Linked DNA regions of Homo sapiens: all the other regions are linked to region 4. A link is a contact called in ENCODE Hi-C or POLR2A ChIA-PET data. All regions are on one chromosome and are shown on one strand. Each heading gives the region's core, a stretch centred on a gene start or an enhancer-like site at or near the end of the contact. The rest is flanking DNA. Distances are from core to core; before and after follow the strand shown. Region 1 has its middle 45 kb from the start of ARHGAP25. Region 2 overlaps PPP3R1 (protein phosphatase 3 regulatory subunit B, alpha). Region 3 overlaps PPP3R1-AS1 (PPP3R1 and CNRIP1 antisense RNA 1). Region 4 has its middle 26 kb from the start of FBXO48.

The links. Hi-C counts contacts between places; a loop is a spot of excess contacts on that map. ChIA-PET counts read pairs that join two places held with the same protein, here RNA polymerase II (POLR2A). Pooled maps may share reads with other maps.
Region 1: a loop to region 4 is called in a pooled map, with 5 times the contacts of the local background. The contact joins two enhancer-like sites. A Hi-C loop is called at or near these places in 4 of 50 pooled maps. POLR2A ChIA-PET finds 5 or more read pairs at or near these places in 2 of 52 experiments (OCI-LY7 and PC-9).
Region 2: a loop to region 4 is called in a pooled map, with 3 times the contacts of the local background. The contact joins two enhancer-like sites. A Hi-C loop is called at or near these places in 1 of 37 single-sample maps with no recorded cell type and 4 of 50 pooled maps. POLR2A ChIA-PET finds 5 or more read pairs at or near these places in 2 of 52 experiments (activated CD8-positive, alpha-beta memory T cell and activated T-cell).
Region 3: a loop to region 4 is called in a map of PC-9, with 7 times the contacts of the local background. The contact joins two enhancer-like sites. A Hi-C loop is called at or near these places in 35 of 168 maps with a recorded cell type or tissue (B cell, CD14-positive monocyte, CD4-positive, alpha-beta T cell and 26 more), 36 of 37 single-sample maps with no recorded cell type and 30 of 50 pooled maps. POLR2A ChIA-PET finds 5 or more read pairs at or near these places in 4 of 52 experiments (MCF 10A, PC-3, activated CD4-positive, alpha-beta T cell and 1 more).

The regions. Positions count from the first base shown.
Region 1 is chr2:68,688,629-68,691,600 of GRCh38, reverse strand. No RefSeq gene overlaps it. Among named protein-coding and RNA genes, the nearest start is that of ARHGAP25, 45 kb to the left of the region's middle. Within about 2 kb of position 1,445, at least 4 of the 41 ENCODE cell types and tissues checked have a DNase peak (open chromatin) inside an H3K27ac peak, as active enhancers do.
Region 2 is chr2:68,224,058-68,226,945 of GRCh38, reverse strand. All of the region lies in intron 1 of PPP3R1 (protein phosphatase 3 regulatory subunit B, alpha), which reads left to right. Among named protein-coding and RNA genes, the nearest start is that of PPP3R1-AS1, 26 kb to the left of the region's middle. Within about 2 kb of position 1,590, at least 7 of the 41 ENCODE cell types and tissues checked have a DNase peak (open chromatin) inside an H3K27ac peak, as active enhancers do.
Region 3 is chr2:68,286,883-68,289,912 of GRCh38, reverse strand. All of the region lies in intron 1 of PPP3R1-AS1 (PPP3R1 and CNRIP1 antisense RNA 1), which reads right to left. It also overlaps a transcript of CNRIP1 not described here. Among named protein-coding and RNA genes, the nearest start is that of CNRIP1, 32 kb to the left of the region's middle. Within about 2 kb of position 1,537, at least 8 of the 41 ENCODE cell types and tissues checked have a DNase peak (open chromatin) inside an H3K27ac peak, as active enhancers do.
Region 4 is chr2:68,439,742-68,442,975 of GRCh38, reverse strand. No RefSeq gene overlaps it. Among named protein-coding and RNA genes, the nearest start is that of FBXO48, 26 kb to the left of the region's middle. RefSeq lists a silencer at 936-1,175 and enhancers at 1,366-1,415, 1,506-1,555. Within about 2 kb of position 1,620, at least 9 of the 41 ENCODE cell types and tissues checked have a DNase peak (open chromatin) inside an H3K27ac peak, as active enhancers do.

The DNA.
Region 1 (2,972 bases), core at 196-2,695, 250 kb before region 4:
ATTTTTTGATAGGGAGGAAACACTTCTCCATCACCTTTGTGTCTAGGTAAAGAGCTTCATTGAAAAAATAAAAATATAACAGAAACTTATAGTGGGATTTTCTGAGGTTGGCACTAACAGATGTCTGTGGCCTCTGTCCACTAGAGCTATTTGAGCAGACCCTTACTGCCAGAAGAGACCACTGTAATGAAAACCTTAGTTAGTCCTCTTGGAATTATGTGGACTAAAGTGAAATTATTGAGCAAGGGGTCTAGGGACTTTGAGTGGACTGATGACTCCAAGGAGGGTCTGGCCTCCTGTCATTTGCTTTCTGCCTCTCAAATTTTGATAGCATATTTATACAACTGTCCAGAGCTACCATTCCCTCCTGGATAGGAATTTTGCCTGCCAGGTACCAGTGAAAAATGAGGACGAGACCTCTGGCCCCAGCTATTGGCAGAGAGTCAGGCTTATTGGTGTACTCCTGCTGGCTGGAGCATCACTGAGAGCTCACAGGCCACGTGCTGAGAGAACATCACCCTCAGCAGCACATTTGTCAGAAAGCTGTTCTCACCTGGACACCTGAATCCATTACAGGCTTTCCCCAAACCCAGCAACACTGGAGACCTGGCTTCTCTCTACAAATACTCTACCCTTCGAAATCTCAGTCTAGTGAACAAACCTTTTTCTCCATGCAGAGTCCAGGCCAGGTGTGTTGGGAACATAAGCCCCTGTCAAACACCTCATTGTACCTCCATCTGCAGAAGAGAAGCATGTTTTCCTGACCTTCCGCTGGTAATCACCATGTTTTGGGATGCATGGTTTTTCATTTTAGACATTGATGTCAATTTCAAACAAGTTATATTCCTACCACACTCCTAACAAACCATATTTTAAATTAACATGCAATATTCAGATTTTAAAGCAAAAGTGCAAGCTAAAATATTAACCTGTTAATTGGTTAATAGTTATAAGGCCTAATGACACCTTTGAATCAAAAGATATACTGTATTCTGCTTCATTTTGCAACAATACTAGGAGGTAAGAAACACTGACTATTTCCTGGGTGTCAGGTACACAGTACCTTATTTCATCTAATCCATGGTCAGCTCCTCTTTGGCTCTCGGTACTGAGGATGAGTTCTGGTCCCAGAGACCAGAGACAGCAGAGAAGACACAAAGTAACCACAGGCCTTTTTCCATTTCAGTTGGTAATACACCTCTTCGTTATGAGAGTTAATGCAAATGAGCACAATCTAAATGAAGCCCCGCGGAATTACTCAGAAAGGGGAAGGCAATGCAAGATTTCCAAAGGAGTCTTGCAGAGAGAAACAGGAGAGCCCTGGGTGGTAATAGCTATCTCATTTCCTGCTAGCACTTTCTCGCCACATCACACCACTTCTCTGTTTTTCTGCTTTATCAATCAGTAAAATGAGAGCCTCAAGACAATAAGGCCCATGGCCCAGAGATCATGATTAACTGCAAGATTCAAAATCAGCTGCAAGAGAACGAAGCTGTCACATGGGTTTCTAAAGAATATTTGCCTCTTTCACTAAAGGGAGAATGAAGGTTGCTTAACCTCTCTGTGAAATAAGTTTCAGTTCCTCTTCTATGAATGACTGGCTAAACTTCATTTTCTCTAAGACCCTCTAGTATTCAGTTCTCTTCCCACCTGCTTGGCCTAATCCTGCATGAGAGGCAATGATTGGGAGCAGGAAAAGAAGATATGTAATTTAGTTTCTGAGGAACAAGTCTTCTGGAAAGCTTTGTAATTAACCTATTTTCCCCAAAACTGATTCTCTGTCACCCTAGGACACTGACAATAAACCATACCCATGATTTATCTTCTTACCTACTTGCAGTAAAGGAAAGAATAATGAACCAAGAATTGCAAGACCAGATTCTTATCACAAATCTCAAATAACTCTGTAATATTTGCGTAAGTAGTTAACCACCCTGGAGTGCTTTCTTAATTGAAAAATAAGGGGGATCCAGGCATGGTGGTGCATACCTATAGTCTGTAAACCAAAAATAAAATTCTAAGGCCCCCCAACCATCTGAATGGGCCTCTTCTCTTGGCCAAGGGCATTCCAAAGTTAACCTGAAAATCCAGTTCAGTCCATGATGGGAAGGGGGTGCTAGACATGCTCCATTATACCCTCCTCCCTTTTGGAATTACTCATAGAAAAGACTTTTTGAGTCTGACAGGAAACATTTGCAATCTATTCTCTCTAAATCCTGCTACCTAGAGGCTTCGCTTGTGTAATAAAACCTTAGTCTCCACAACCCTTTATCTTAACCAAAACACTCTTTCTAAGTCTTTAGATAATAACTATTTCAATCAATTGCCAATCAGAAAATCTTTGGTTCTACCTATGATCTGAAAGCCCGCAGCTTCCATTTAACCTGCCTTTCTGAACCAAACCAATGTATATGTTACATGTATGGATTGATGCCTTATGTCTCCCTAAAATGTGTGAAACCAAGTTGTGGCCCAACCACCTTGGACACATATTCTCAGCATCTCCTGAGGGCTGCGTCATGGGCTATGGGTCACTCAAACCTGGCTCAGAATACGTTTTTTTCAAATATTTTACTGAGTTTGACTCTTTTCATTGACAAGTCCCAGCTGTGTGTGAGGCTGAGGTGGTGGGATTGCTTGAACCAGGAGTTCAAGGCTGCAGTGAGCTGTGCTCATGCCATTGCACTCCAGCTTGGGCAATGGAGTGAGACCCTGTCCCCTAAAAAAAAAAAAAAAGAAAGAAAATAAAAAGCAAAAGGGGGTTGGACCAGGTGGTCTCTAAGGACCCTTCCAACTGAAACTCAGCAGTGCACGTAATGTGGAAGAAAGGCATTTTCATCATCTAAAGTTCTGAAGCATTGAACTCAGCAGTGACCCAGCATGCACAGCAAATTGCCCCGGAGTAAAAATTGCTTCCTGGAAGTGTTATTGATAAGCACTTACTTTTCATACCAGGTTTATATTTCCTACAA
Region 2 (2,888 bases), core at 341-2,840, 220 kb after region 4:
TTTAAAATGTATGCAGATCCAAATGCTTAATACTCATTATAAAAAGTGAGCATCAAAAGGAAAGAGAAAATCTAAAGTGCTTGAATAACTGGACTTTTAAGAATTCGGGTCTTCTAATGCCCTTAATCTAACCTTGTACTTTAACGCATTGATGCTTAAATTAGGACTTAAACCGTTCCAGACTTTTACCATGCACCTAATCAAATTCTTCCTTTAAAGTAAATTTAGGACAATGTTAAATCTGGCAAAGGATATCAAAAGATAGTAAGACAGTTGGTGCCTTCATGGAGTTTAAAATCAGGGAAGGAGACTAAGGGATGAATTATAAATGTCAAGATTACTGTAAGTGTAAATAGTTTTTGGTGTCTCATGATTCTGTAAGATTAATCTGGAAAATGTTATTTGCTATGAATACATTACCTTGAAATGTGTCTTATAAAAATAAATCCATATAGTTTGAATTTTGAATAATATGACAGCTGTGAAACTTTATTGTTTTAAAGAAAGTGATGAGATTGTTTCTAAACTGGAGACTAAAATTATGTATTAAGCAATTCCATTATATTTGGGACTAAGGTCCTTAATATTTTGAGTTATAAAAATCAGCTTTATTGAGGTACAACTTACCTATGGTAAAAACTAACTAGTTTTAAGTGCATAGTTAATGTGCCTTGATAAATGTATATAGTTTTGTAATCACCACAGTCAAGATGTAGAATAGGTCTATCACCCTGAAATGTTACCTGGTACCCTTTTGTGTTCACTCCCTGTTCTCCCCCTCTACCCCACAACACCTTAACTTTCAGTTACTGTAGTTTGTTTTTTTGTAGCATTTATAAATGGAACCATACAGCACATAGCTTTTTGTGTCTGGTTTCTTTTACTTAGCATATTGCTTTTGAGATTCATTATGTTATTGGGTGTATTAGTAGTCTTTTCCTATTCATTACCGAATAGTACTCCATTGTCTGGATATAACAGTTTATCTGTTCACCAGTTGAAGACATTTAGGTTGTTTCCAGATTGGTCTATTAAGAATAAAGCTGAATAAAGCTGCTGTGGACATGTGAGTACAGATTTCTGTGTGGACATGTTTTCATTTCTGGTTACACTAAGAGTCCAACACACTGTTTTTTTGAAATAGCGGTACAATTTTGAGTTCCCACTAGCAAGATATAAAATTTTCATTTGCTCTACATCTTCACCAACACTTTGGTATGTCAGTGTTTTTATTTTTAGCCGCATACACTATAAGTTTGGATATTAGTTTTCTGTTGCTGTGTAACAAATTCCCATAAACATAGTAGTCTAAAACAGCACTCATTTATTATTTCATAGTTCTGCAAATCAGAAGCTCACCACTGCATGACTGGGTTCCCTTCAGAGTATCACAAGGCTGAAATCAAGATGCCATCCAGACCAAGTTCTCCTGTGGAGGTTCTGGGGAAGTCTGCTTTCCAAGCTGTTCACGTTATTGGCAGAATTCAGCTCTTTGCCCTTATGAGATTGAGCACTCTGTTTCCTTGCTCCTGTTCACTAGAGGTCACTCTTATCCCCGTCAGGCTGCCTGCATTCAATGCCATGTGGCCTCTCCACTTCCCTTGTGTTGAATTCCTCTCCTGCTTTGACTCTTTCATTTTCACCTTCTTAGACCACACAGGGAAAATTGCTTTTAAAGGGCTCTTACAGGTCAGGGCCACCTGGATAAATCTTATCCAGAGGTGGTTGATTTGGGACCTTAATTACATGTGCAAAATCCTTCTGCAGCAGTAACTAGATGAGTGTTTGATTTAGTAATTGGGAGAAAAAGTATGTATACAAGGGGTTCAGAATTTCAAAGGGCTACCTAAGAATTCTGTTCACCACATAATCATTTATTCCACATCTTCAGTTACACTTTGTGTGTCCATTTTTAAATTATAGCCATATTTATTATGCCAGTTGCCTGTATAGTAATATCTCACTTTGGTTTTAACTTGCATTTCTCTAATGTCTAGTGATATTAAATGTCTTTTCATGTGTTTATTTGATGTTAATCATATCTTTTGTTGTGAAATATCTATTCAAGTCTTCATGTCATTTTTTTTAAATTGCATATTGCTATTCAGTTGTTGTAGCATCATTTGTTGCAAAGATTTTTTTTCCCCATTTAATTACCTGGAAACCTTTCTTGAAAATTGTGTGTGTGTGTTTACTTTATTCTGTCCAATTGATATTTGTCTGTTCTTACACCAGTACCACTCTTTTGATGACTAGCTTTATAACTTTTTTTTTTTTTTTCCTGAGACGAGTCTTGCTCTGCTGCCGAGGCTGGAGTGCAGTGGCGTGATTTCAGCTCACTGCAACCTCTGCTTCCCAGGTTCAAGTGATTCTCCTGCCTCAGCTTCCCGAGTAGCTGGGATTGCAGGCGCCTGCCACCACGCCCGGCTAGTTTTTTTTGTATTTTCAGTAGAGACAGGGTTTCACCATGTTGGTCAGGCTGGTTTCAAACTCCTGACCTCAAGTGATCCACTCGCCTCGGCCTCCCAAAGTGCTGGGATTACAGGCATGAGCTACCGCACCCAGCCCTTCATAACTCTTTAAGTCAGATATTGTTAAGTCCTTCACCATTGTTGTTTTTCATTCAGATCCCTTGGCTGTTAGGTTCTTTGCATCTCCATATGAATTTTAGAATTAGTTTATTGATTTCTATAAAATATTCTGCTGGGATTTTTATTAGGATTGTCTTCTATATGCAGATCATTATGGGAAGAATTGCCATCTTAACAACATTGAGCCTTCTGATCTATGAACAAATATAGCTGGGTTTTCTTAGATCTCTTTCTTAGCTATGTCTTATAGTCTTCATGTGTACTCCCTGCACATCTCTTATTAACTGTTTCTAAGTA
Region 3 (3,030 bases), core at 288-2,787, 150 kb after region 4:
AAAATGGAGATAATAGTATTTACCTTGCAGAATGGTTATGAGGATTAAATAAGTTAATGTACATTAAACCTTCAGAACAGTTCCTGGCACATAATATCATTATTTGGTATATTTCATTAAAAAAGAAAGGGAGCCTGGGCACGTTGGCTCATGTCTGTAATCCCAGCACTTTGGGGGGCCAATGCAGGTGGCTCGCTTGAGCCCAGGAGTTTGAGACCAGCCTAGGCAACATGGCCAAACCATGTCTCTATGAAAAACACAAAAATTAGCTGGGCGTGGTGGTGTGCAACTGTGGTCCCAGCTACTCAGGAGACTGAGGTGGAAGGATCTCTTGAGCCCTGGAAGTGGAGGTTGCAGTGAGCTGAGATCCTGCCACTACACTCCAGCCTGGGTGACACAGCAAGACTCTGTCTCAAAAAAAAAGAAAAAAAGAAAAGGAGCGATACATTTTCAAACAAAATTATTTAAAATGCCAAGAGAAAAACTAAAGGAGTTTAAAAAATAAAACTTATTTTCCTAAAATATTCCATGAATGGATTTCAGATAATGGCCAAACGTTATACTCTATTTTGATGCTTGGAAAGGTAAAATTTTTAATTATTTAAAAATAGTTTAAAATAGCATATTTTAAGATATGCTAGAAAGACTTTTTCCACAAACAGCCATCTTAAGTTTCCTATATAAAGACATAGTTTTGAAGAATATACAAACATCAAGACAGAATCAGAAAACTTAAGATTTTCTGATTAAAAAGTCAAGGTCAAGAATGATGTCAATTTCTTTTGTTATTTCTTTTAATCCTCTTAACCACCCTGTGAGGTAGGCAGGATGTGTCATGTCTCCATTTTACAGAGGAAAAATGTCTCAGAGATTCAAAAATAAGGCTCAAATTTAAACAGCTCATTTTATAAGAAGCTACTTTATTTGATCTTTAGTTTTCACATTTATGAAATGGTGATAATAACATTCACTTCACAACATGTGTTAGGATTAAATGATATATCATACGTAAAGCTCCTTGTTTTTCTTCTCCCCATCACTGTTCTCTTGACAAATGTATTTCATTTAAAATCACCTCATTACCTGCCCACTCTCCTGCAGTGTTTGTTTTTATAACCTGGTAGTTTTGCCTTAATTTGTTTGCAGCCTAGTAGGTAACTTGTTTTCCCAAAGAAAGTTTCTGTGGATATATTAATTGTTGCCAACAATTGTTGCCAACAAACAGAAGTATTCAGTTGCTAGAAACTCATTTGCCTATAGTTCTCTTTATAGCAAATTACTTGCATATAATCTTTTCTCTTTGAAGCCATGTTAACTACTATTAGAGCACTAGGTAAGACTAAAATTTTTCCTTAACAAGTAGGGTATTTCATTTCCCACTTGCTAACAAATGAAAAATACAGTATTTTTGGCCCTACGCTAGTACTTTAACAGTAATCCTGACAGGCATTCTAGTCTCTGGTCACAGTGAATTTCTTATTCTCCTGCAGATCTACCAAGTCCAAAGCAGTTTCCTTGCCACTGCACAGCCTGTTCCCTCTGCTTGGAACGCCCTACTCCATTTCCTACCTTGCAAACGCCTTCAAGTGCCAGCTTAAATGTCACTATGAAGTCTTTCCTGACTCCTCTAAAACGTTGAGTCAAGAAAAATATTGAAATATTGTTTACTCAGATATTTTATTATCCTATTTCTGAAAAGCTTTACCACCCTCAACCTAACTTCTGCTTTTCTTAAGATCTCTGGACAGCTTCCACATCTTCTTACTGACTCAGGGAAAATGAGCTGACTCAACAAAAAGGTGATGAGATTCTAGAAAGAGCTGGCTGGCTGGCTGGCTGGCTGGCCGGCCGGCTGCAAACCAGCCAGCAAGAAGTTTGCAATCTGTTAGCCTTTACGGGGTTAGTTCTCCTGCTCCCTTTAAAGGAGACTAAAAGAAGGAAAGTGGATGAGAAAGAAAAAAGTTTCTGAATTCTTTTACTGACATTGCTTCCAGTGAATTTGCCTTGTCACGTTCGTATTATTAATGATAGTCCTAAGGTATGTTATTCTTTGAAGTTTATGAAGTTGTTTATTTTCATCAGGGTAATTACTTGTGCTGCTTACCAAATGTTTCCAGCCCTCCCCCGTCGAGGCACATGATAGGATCTGACCTCCATGGCCTGGGCTAAGGCCATGTGCTGGTAGCTCTGGCCAATGAGTTGTAAGCAGAAGTGACACATGTCATTTCAGGCTGAAATTATCCAACAGTCTGTGCAATGCCAACAGAACTCTCTTTCCCTTTGCCATGGCAAATAGCCACTTTCAAGATGATTGATCACCTTAGGTCCTGGAGTGAGAAGATACGGCATGGAACCCTAGCCACCTTTTGTTGGACCCATAGCATAAGTGAGAAATAAACTTTTCTCCCAATATTTTATCGTGAAAAATGTTGAAATGTATAGAAAAGTTGAAAGACTTGCATAACACACATTCCCATATCTATCACCTGAATTTCACAGTTAACATTTTGGTATATTTGCTTTATCCCTTATCTGTCCTTTATGTTGTATCAATCTGCTTTTTTGGGGTGGAGAGATGAACAAGAAACTATTCTATAAACCATCACTAAGATTCTGGGGTTGTTCATTACTTCAGCATAACCTTGCCTTTCCTGATCCACATCTGGGGAATCCAGACCACCTACTCTCCTTTTCTGCTGAAGACAGTAAAGTAAAACTTCTCCAAAAAGAAAAAAGTAATGGTCTGAAGTTGGTTCTAAGAAATCATTTCCTGCCAGAGAAAGTTAGAAGTCACAATATGGATTAGGAGAAGGATTAAACCATCTTTTTTTCCTTCCATGGTCTTAAAAAATAAGATAAATTATGACTGACCTAGTTTTGATAAGGCTGTATTTGGAGGTAGAGAGATGAATTAAATGAGGAAAGGAAAGACAAAATTAGCATTCATTGACTATCTTTTGTATGGCAGACATTTTATATATATGATCTCATTTAATTTTCAAAATCATCCTGAAGAGTACATATGATTTC
Region 4 (3,234 bases), core at 371-2,870:
TAAACTTTTCCTCATATGGATTTTACACATTACCTCTTAAGTTTACTTTCAAGTATTTTATATTTTTGTCATTATTGCAAATTGAATTTTTTCTTCTTTTATCTTCTAACTAGCTATCATTTACATACACACACATTTACACTCACACACACGTGTGATTTTTGTACACTCATTTTGTAGCCTGCTAACTTACTGAGGTCTTTTGTTCATTTAGAGTCATCATTTATTCTATTGGGTTTTCCAGATATACTGTCATATCAACTGCAAATGGAGAGAGTTTAACTACTTTTCCAAGTCTTATGCCCCAATTTTTTAACTAGTATACTAATGTCTCCAATATGATGTTAAATAGTAATGGAGATGGCAGACATTTTTACCTTGTTTCTTGCCTTAGTGGGAATGTTTCCAGTATTCTAGTATTACTCCATTATAATATTCTCTTTCTCTTTCTCTCTCTCTCCCTCCCTCTCTCCTGTGTCTCTGTCTCTCATACATATATAAAATCATGTTAAAGGAAAACCCATTAATGTCTATTTTATCTAATACTTCTACTGGAAATGTATATTAAATTTTATAAAGGGACTTTTTGGCATATCTGATTTGTTATACATTTCTCACCTGAAAATTTCTAAGAACTTTACTAATATTAGTACTCTACATTCTATAACAATAGTTTCTTCAGTTGATACAATGTATGTATGTTTTCTCAGCTCCAGAGAACCAATAACATTGAATATCATATTTTAGAACCATGAAAAAACTTGATAAACAGTCTGACTTTCTTCGCCAAAACTGTCTTATAATAGTATCTTTCAACGATTAAGTACTTTTCACATGGCCATTTATGTACTCATCAAAGAGTCTTGAAAGGTAGTTTCTGACATTAATATTTTTAAGATACAAAAATGCAGACTTATAGAAGTAACATTACTTAAGCAAAGCAAAACAGCTTGCATATGGAGGAGAAAGACCTTGACTCCAGGACTGGCTCTAAAATGCTTTCTGTCACATCGTCCTTGAGATCTGGTCAATGCTAATCCTCTGCCAGCAGAGGGCGCAATACTTCTATTAAAGCCCAGTCAAAGCGCTTGAGTGGGAGCAGCTAGTTCCCCATTGCAGCCCTGTTGGCTGATTGCAAAACCTCAAAAGTCAGAATTTGTCTGTACCCTTTTAGTTGCAAATGACAGAACTGAAACTAGTCCTGCCCAAACCAGGTGGGAGGGTTGGACTGAAAATGGAGTAGGGTGTTTCCCCAGAGAGAACATAGAGTATAGCCCCAAAATGACAAAAAGCCTCTTCTGCTAGAAATATAAGATATCAGGGAACATAATACTCCAATGAAGAGACTTCTCTTCCCACTCCACCCTTCAGACCTGGCCTGGCCAACAGGCCACCCCCTAGGTTTCTATCTGAACCTTCAAAGATCCAATTAAGAACACTTAAATTCAGCTTTTGCGTATTTTATCCACAAAGGCCCAAGTCATTATTCTGTATTTTGCCACAGGGATATTATTTCATACGGATTTGTTCTCCAAAACTTCAGCCTGGCATTTCCACTGACTCTGTAGCTCTGTGAAACCAAGCTGTAGGTGTGAGTATATTCTGTTGACATAGCAGATATGAGCTCTGAGGTTGGGTTAAGTGTAAAGAAATTTCTCACCCTTTTACTAACATTGTGAATAAATTCTAGTCTCTTGTGTGAAAAGACTGTAAAAGGAGTTCACCTGGGGATGAGAACATTTCTAAGATTATGTTTTTATTCTTTCCCTCTGAAAACTCGCATAGGCAGAAAGAATGAGCCAGAGGCCTTGGGGAGTTGAGCAAAGTAACCAAAATTCACATCCAAAATTTCATTTCATTTAAAAATAAACCTATCACATGGAAATTTTGAAATTCATCTCCTGGATTATGTGCTTTAGTACACACACACACACACACACACACACACACACACACACACACAGTATCCACACCTCAAAATGGAAAGTAAAATGTACCCAAGTATGGTGTATAATTTTATCTCAATATGACTTACTTTTGGATTCTACTTTCCTGACCCTGCCCAAAGTACAATGTATTTTTGATTCAAAAGTCAACACTCAAGATTAATGTCCATAGATAACAATAATAGTTGAGTGCTTACTATACAGAAGCTATCCTGCCAACAACCTTTGGAGGAATTCCCTTCCTTGGAATTGCTGTTGACATAGCAGATATGAGCTCTGCTTGCTGTTGACCAGCAGGCTTGCTGTTGGCATTAAACAGATACATGAGAGGTCACGCGCTGATCTGGTTTGGCTCTGTATCCCCACCTGAATCTCATCTTGTAGCTCCCATAATTCCCACATGTTGTCGGAGGGACACAGTGACAGATGATTGAATTATGGGGGCAGGTCTTTCCCATGCTGTTCTCATAATAGTGAACAGGCCTTACGAGAGCTGATAGTTTTTAAAATGGGAGTTGCCCTGCACAAGCTCTCTTTTTATCTGCCGCCATCCACATAAGATGTGACTTGCTCCTCCTTGCCTTCCACCAGGTCTGTGAGGCCTCCCCAACCATGTGGAACTATAAGTCCATTACATGCATTTTCCTGTATAAATTACCCAGTCTAGGGTATGTCTTTATCAGCAGCATGAGAACAGACTAATACACATACCCTGGCAATTCAGGCCCCCCTGCACTGCCCTCAAGAAACCCGACTGGAGCCCCCAACCCATGAGGGTTGTGTAGGCTCAGAGGCTGCTCTTAGTAAGTCATGTGGCTTGTCAGCTTTGTTTCTTCTTAAGTAATGGGAGCTTATTTTTCCAGACCTTTATTCCATAAATGCTTGGGGATTTAGAGTTAAATTTTAGCAAGTTTTAACATTTTGATTGTATGTAATTCCTCCTTTAGTCTTTTGTCACCTCTCTATTTTTGTTCTCTCTGTTTATCCTTCAGCTTATTTTAGGTTTGTCGTGATTTTACCTTTCTAAATCTTATGGGTCTAGCATTTTTACTTTTCACGTGGTCTATTCTTGACTTTACACTGTATATTTTATCCTTTTAATCTTTTTCTAAATTTTACCATAATTTTCTACCTTAATCTGTTACTTTAATTTTTTAGTTATAGCTCTTTTGATCTTTTTTATTTTTAACCAAATCTATTACTTTAATTTCTGAATAATTCTTGCCTCAATCTTTTTACTTATAGTTCCTTTTTTATTCTTTTAACTTAAATTTTTGTTCACGTTTTT